2 separate regions of the Homo sapiens genome follow, and region 2 is linked to region 1. A link is a contact called in ENCODE Hi-C data. All regions are on one chromosome and are shown on one strand. Each heading gives the region's core, a stretch centred on a gene start or an enhancer-like site at or near the end of the contact. The rest is flanking DNA. Distances are from core to core; before and after follow the strand shown. Region 1 holds the start of NFIA-AS2 (NFIA antisense RNA 2). Region 2 overlaps PATJ (PATJ crumbs cell polarity complex component).

Region 1 (3,240 bases), core at 432-2,931:
TCATTATCAGGCTCTGTTCTCAGGAAGCCAGAGAAACCTATGGCATGCTGCCTATGCAGGCCTCCTCCAGACCCATGGCTCAGACAGACCCGCCTGAACTCCAGCAGAGAAACAAGCCCCTGACCATTCCCTTCATCAGGGCAGGCAGGATGCAAGCCAACAGCTTCTCCTCCAGTGAGCCAATCCCATTACTTTTTTCCTTTTTAACTTTGTAAGAACACGTAACATGAGGGCCACCTTCTTAGCAAAATTTTAAGCACACAATACAGTATTATTGACCATAGGTAAAGCGTTGTACAGCAGATCTCTAGAACTCACTCATCTTGCTTAACTAAAACTGTATGTCCATTGATTAACAACTGTTCATTTCTCACTCCACCTAGCTCCTGGCAACCACCATTGCACTCTTTGATTCTACGAATTTGGCAATTTTAGATACCCCACATAAGTGGAATCATGCAGTTTCGTCTTTCTCTGAGTGGTTTATTTCATTTAGTATAATGTCCTCAAGATTCATCCATGTTGTCACATATTTTAGAGTTTCTTTTTTAAGGCTAAGTAATATTCTGGGATGTGTGTGTATGTGTGTGTGTGTTCCACATTTTCTTTATCCATTGATCTGTTGTTGGATATTTAGTTCATTTCTACATCTTGGCTATTGTGTATAGTGCTGCAATGAACATGGGAGTACTAATATCTCTTCAAGATCCTCATTTCAATTCTTTTGGATAAATACCCTGTGGGACTGCTGGATCATATGGTAATTCTATTTTTAATTTTTTGAGGAACCTCCATACTGTTTTCCATAGCAGCTGCACCATTTGGCATTCCCACCAACAGCATGCAGGGTTCCAACTTTCCCACATCCTTGCCTGAATCTCTTTTTGGATTCCGGAGTGACAGTGTCTCAGGATCTTGGCGGGGAAGGACCATCACCTCCTCATAATCCGTGCCACTCTGGAGGGCTGAGCACACAGTTCTCCTTGTTTCCCTGTTTGCCAGCTTGCCTTGTGGATAAATGCAGAGAAGGATTCAGGATTGGAGGGAAGGGTGAATTCACGGCCCTACAGAGCATGTCTAAAAGCATTTGTCAAAAAAAGAGTTAATGACTGCTTCTCTGCGGGAAGCCCTAAAGAAATGAGTGTCCTGAAGTGTAGAACATTCGCTTTTACGGTAGGTGGTGTTATTGTTACATGTTCATACAGACAGTGCTAATTAACAATCCTAAAGGCCACATCATTAAATTATTTCTCCGCTAAAAACCCTATGATGTTTAATGCGTCCCAGCAATTCAATTATATCTAAAACACTGGCCTGAACGGCAGGCACTATTCTGTGGCTGACAAAGTGCAAGTTGCTCTTAAGAACAGGTGAAGCTTAACAAGGAAAGAACAACATCTGACAAACTACCTCCCTGCTCTTCTCCCTAACATACACCCTAAGAATAAAAACAACAGTGATATTCCAAGAAAATTAACGTGGGTCTTACCTTTGCTAGGCTGGCGATGAAATATAGGCTTTACCAAATTTTCTGTGAAGAATCTGACAAGATTTTCTTAAAAGATTTCACCCAAAATAATCAAATCAGTGCCCTCAGATCTATTTAAGGTCCATCGGGTTTCACTGTTTTTTCTCTGGATCCTACCACCCATCCTTTGTCATTTCTAACCACTGCAAATTGCATTTTGGGTTTGAACTTGGGGTGACTTCATGGCTTTGGTCTGGGTTTTTCCTGGATGTGTATCACAGTCAGCAGAGAGCACTTTGAAGAGCACACAAAGCCTCTTTGTCTCCCACTCAGTGAAATATCTCAAGTACAGAGCACAGTGAAAAAGGGCTTCTTTCCAGCTTAAACACACACACACACACACACACACACACACACACACACACACACACACAAAAGAAGCTCTTGCCCTTCCCTGCCGCCCCCAGCTGCTGTGGTGAGACAGTCTCTGCACAGGCACAGGGCCCAGTGCAACTGGCCAAGTGGCCTCAGTCCTCTGGACAAGGCTTGGCAGGCAGCACCATGACAGAACCTCCTGCTTGGAAGGTGTTGGTGCCGAGACTGCATCTGGGAGCAGCACATATGTGATTCCACTAGTTTTTACACAAAGAGGCAGACTATGCCAGTGGCCAGCTGGCCAGCTGGGCACTCATCTGCAACCTTAGAAGCAGGAGTCAGGGAGCAACCCACTGATCCTCTTGTCATGGTCTTCCCAAGTGCCCAGTTTCCACATAAACCATTTCCTCATCACTCTCCTCCCTAACACTATCCCAACAGTACCCTCAAGGAGGCCCCACTCAGCTCTATGAGGACAGGGGGCTATGTATCTCCTTAGCTCCATACCACCAAGCACACTGCCTTACATGGAACACACTCTCAGTAAAGGTTTCTTGGATGGAAAGATGAATGAACAGATAGACAGATGGATGATGGGTGGGTGGATAAGTGTGTGCATGGATGGGTGTGTGCAGGGATGGGTGGGTGGATGGATGGGTGGGTGGATAGAAGAATCTTATAAACCATTGTTCGGATCCTGGCTCAAACATTTTCTTTTTGTGAGATCTTGGGAAAATTACCAAAACTAAGATACTACAAAACTAAGCCTTTTGGTTTTTTATCTGTACAAAGAATGATAGCAGTTACGGTGGAGATTGAGAAAATTCAGTAAGCACCTGATAGTAGGTGCTCTGTACACATTCATGGTTTTTACCCAGGAACTGTTTATAGATTATCAAGTCCCTTGCTTCTGTAGGAGGTCTTTCCTATCACTGTCGAATTCATTGCTCACTTGCATCTCTCCCAAAGGGATGGCAGAGGAAAGGTAGTAAAGGGTGCTTAGAGTGGAGTGAGGACTACAAGAGGGAGCACCAGTATTGACTGGGGATGCAGGGTTTCTAATTTTTCTAGCCCAGAAAAATTCAGACAGGCATGGTTTGGAGGAGACCTGGGTTCCAGTCAAGGCCCTGTCCCCAACTAGCTGGATAAACATGGCATGATCACCTCTCCCTTGTGGTCCTAGATTTCTTCTATGAGATAAACTCATATGATTGCATGAATGCTGAAGTCTCTTCAACTCCCAACTCTGTGATTCTATCCTTCGAGATCCACTTAACATCTTCTTACCTCCTCATTGAAGCCTGTCCTGACCATTCCTGCTGACAATAAATTCTCCCTCTTCTCAGAATCTGTGACTCTTGTCTGCGCTATGTGTCTGGAAATTAGTTCACTTCATA
Region 2 (3,412 bases), core at 369-2,868, 1.1 Mb after region 1:
ATTATCATCTTTGCTTTCAAGTTAAACTATCCACTAAATTCCTCCCAGAGTTACTATGGCCTACATGCAGGAATGATCAAGGACAGTGAGGTGGTCAAGAAGCTAGATCAAGTCAACTATGTCACATTTCTCTTACTGTCATAATTTTGCAAAGGCAGCTTCAGCTACAAAATGGAAGCCCAAGGACCAAAAGTAGTAGTAAACATTAGTGTTTGTTTGTTGTTTGTCTGATGGGCATATTTTAAGAATTGTTAAATTTGAATGCTTTTAGGCTGAACCACCATCTCTGTTTGTTTGTTTTGAGATGGGGTCTCACTCTATAACCCCAGCTGGAGTGCAGTGGCACGATCTCAGCTCACTGCAACTTCTGCCTCCCGGGCTCAAGCGATCCTCCTACCTCAGCCTCCTGAGTAGCTGGGACCACAGGTGTGCACCACCATGGCTGGCTAATTTTTGTATTTTTTGTAGAGATGGGGTTTCACCGTGTTCCCTAGGCCAGTCTCCTGAACTCAAGTGATCCACCCACCTCGGCCTTACACAGTGCTGGGATTACAGGCGTGAGCCACCGCGCCTGGCCTAATTTGTTGTCTTATACTCAGTTCACGTCATTCACCTTCAGTTGGCTCCCTTGCAGCCTGATGCCTGGATGCATCTGAGTTTGTTATCCTGGTGGATATTTTCTGGGAGAGATGGGCTCCACCCTGTTTCAATTAGGGATCTCTTTGTTGCAAGTGACAGAATCTCAATTTGACATTACTTAGACAAAAGGAGAAATTTACTCAAGGGCTAGAGGTTTGTTTGTTTGTTAGTTAGTTTGTTTGTTTTTCATATACTTGCAGGCAGCGTGTGGTTGACACTTAGCCTCAGAGGTGGTTGGAACCAGAGGCCTGCTGCTGCCAGGGTTCTCTCTGTTTATCTGACTTTCCTCCTGCAGATGTGCTTCTTCAGCCTGATGTGTGTATGGCTGCCCAAAGCTCCTAAGCCTCTCTGCCAGAAAAGAGCTGACTCTTCCCTTGGGTCTACTTTGGAAAATCCGTAGAATATTCTTGTGTGGTTCAAGTGTCCACCCTTGGACCAGTTACTGTGGCCAGAGAGACAGGGCATTTTGATTGTCCAGCTTTGGGACAGAGATCAACCAGCTTTGGGGATTGTCAGCTGGACATGTCACCCATCTGTTATATGGGATATTGCCAGTGTTGCCTTTTATGTCCACCCTTCAGAAGCTCCTTCACTTGATCACAGTAATTTTCCTGGCCCACAAAGCATTTTCTTTCAGAGCTCATAGTGCTGTGCTGAAGATTATAGCATCATGCTGCCAGAATGTGTCATATCAGTTTATTTCATGAAATGAGATGACCTTTCTACAACATTTCTTCATTCTTCTTTTTTAGGGGTCCCTTGCAAAGTAAACACATTAGAATGTCCCCAAACCTCAGTTTTGAAGGCATTAAGAGCTCCTTTTGTGTAATAATTGGGCAATTAGCAAATTATAAATTCATGTTTAAACACAAAATATGAAGGAAAGCGACCCAAGGTCACTGCCGTGGCTACTGCCATGATTTTTTTTCCCAACCCAAGTTTAAAATAAGCAGGCATGACTTGTTCTGACCTGATATTGGATCTAAAAACGGAATCACTATGTCATTGCTGGCTAAGAATCTTGCGTGTGTTGCTGGGAGGAGGTAAACAGTACTTTCCCTTTCCCTGAAGGTTTACTCAGTTAAGAGCAAGGGCTCTGCAGCAAGATGTGTCTGAGTTAAGTTCTGGCTTGGCAAATAATAATTTAGCCTCTCTGTGCCGCAGTTACCTCAGCTCTGCTGAGGTATATAATTATACCTCAATTATATTATAAGAGCAATAATTATAAGAGCAATAATTGTCCCTAATACACAGGTCTGTTGTGTACACCAACAAATGGGTAATATGCCTAGCTCAGTAACAGGCACATACTCAGGAGATTTTAGCTGTCATAATTTTCATCATCATCACGTACCAGCTCCATCCCTTGGCTCGGATGTTTAAGAGTAATCAATATAAGAAATGAGACAGTGCGTCAGACCAGATGCTTTTCAGAAATCCAGTTTTCTCATCTATTCCTTCTACATTTTTGAGGACAAGAAAAAAGGAAGGAAACTGACACTTCAGGCTCCTGCTACCCACCACACACCTTCACGCATCTACCATTCAGTTGTATTCATTTCTATGATTATTTCTTTAACATCTGTCTCACTAGGTCTGTAAATGTGCTCAGGGCAAGGGCTCCTCTGTTTTTCTTTTTGTTTGTGCTGGCATGTAGTAGGTGCTCAGTAAGCATGTATTGAATTCAACTTTGCTCACAACCCCTTATTCAGGTAGCAGTTATTGCATTCTTAATAAAAAAATGAAGGTTTCCAAACACTATTACTGCTAGTAAGTAGCAGAACAAGTCTGAACCCAGATTATCTGGCTGTTATTCCAGTGCCATTTCTTTTTTCTAAAAAGTTCAAATGATAAGGAAGAATAAAACCAAATTAGTACTTCTTCCATGTGATGTGCAAATTGGATTTTTAAACCTGTAGTTTGGGAAGTCAGGTCCTTTGTCCCACTGCTGGTTAATTGGGGTTGAAACCAAGGTCGAATTGCAGATCTACAATATCATTTTCAAACAGAGGCACTTACTTTTGCTCCTCCTAAGGCCATTTGATACACACTGGTAGGAGTAACACCAATAGTTTCTGTTTACGAGGCAGGTTAGAGTTTTTCCTCTAAAAATTCCCATGAGCCTTATTGACCTTTTCACGTCTTTTTTCTCTCTTTTCAAGTGTGATCCTTTAAAGTAAAGGCCACAGAGTCATCTTCACTGTGTGACCTTCCTTTCATGGCTGGTTCTCAAATCCACGTGGGTGCATTTAAGATTTAAGTTCCCGAACTTTGATTCACTCAGCACTAACACTTTATAAAGCCCATATTCTATTCTGCCATATGTTGAAGAAAGAAATAAGACAAAGTCGATCATATTAAGATATGGGAGACACATACATAAAAAGATACAATATAATCTTGCAAATAAGTGATAAAATTCATTGGTTCATCTTGTGGAAGGGGCACCACCCAGGGGCTAAGGGAAGAATTACAAGAGGAGGTAATTTTTTTAGTTCATTTTATATCATATCATCTGTTTAGAAGCAAAATTTATAAAGGGCAGGGGAGCAGTCCTAGGATCTTTCTCATAGAAGGGGAAAATTAAAGAGAATCTGAATGAGTGAGATAAGTCTGGCCCCCCAAAAATCAGTTAGAAAGTAGGCAGCTAAGTGTAGGCATGGTCATCCAGGAGACCTAGGCTCCAGTCTCAGGATAGTGCTTACTGGGGTTAAATCTTTCAGGTTGTAAACCAATGGGGAATTAAGGACATAGGATGAGATTGTAACTGAAT

What was found. Hi-C counts contacts between places; a loop is a spot of excess contacts on that map. Pooled maps may share reads with other maps.
Region 2: a loop to region 1 is called in a map of PC-3, with 9 times the contacts of the local background. The contact joins the enhancer-like site here to the promoter of NFIA-AS2 in region 1. A Hi-C loop is called at or near these places in 2 of 168 maps with a recorded cell type or tissue (IMR-90 and PC-3) and 8 of 50 pooled maps.

What each region holds. Positions count from the first base shown.
Region 1 is chr1:60,969,059-60,972,298 of GRCh38, forward strand. NFIA-AS2 (NFIA antisense RNA 2) reads right to left here and starts at 1,682. Exons shown (of 7, transcript NR_110617.2): 1 at 1,490-1,682.
Region 2 is chr1:62,067,518-62,070,929 of GRCh38, forward strand. The region is part of intron 31 of PATJ (PATJ crumbs cell polarity complex component); the gene reads left to right. Among named protein-coding and RNA genes, the nearest start is that of MIR3116-1, 9.6 kb to the right of the region's middle. Within about 2 kb of position 1,619, at least 7 of the 41 ENCODE cell types and tissues checked have a DNase peak (open chromatin) inside an H3K27ac peak, as active enhancers do.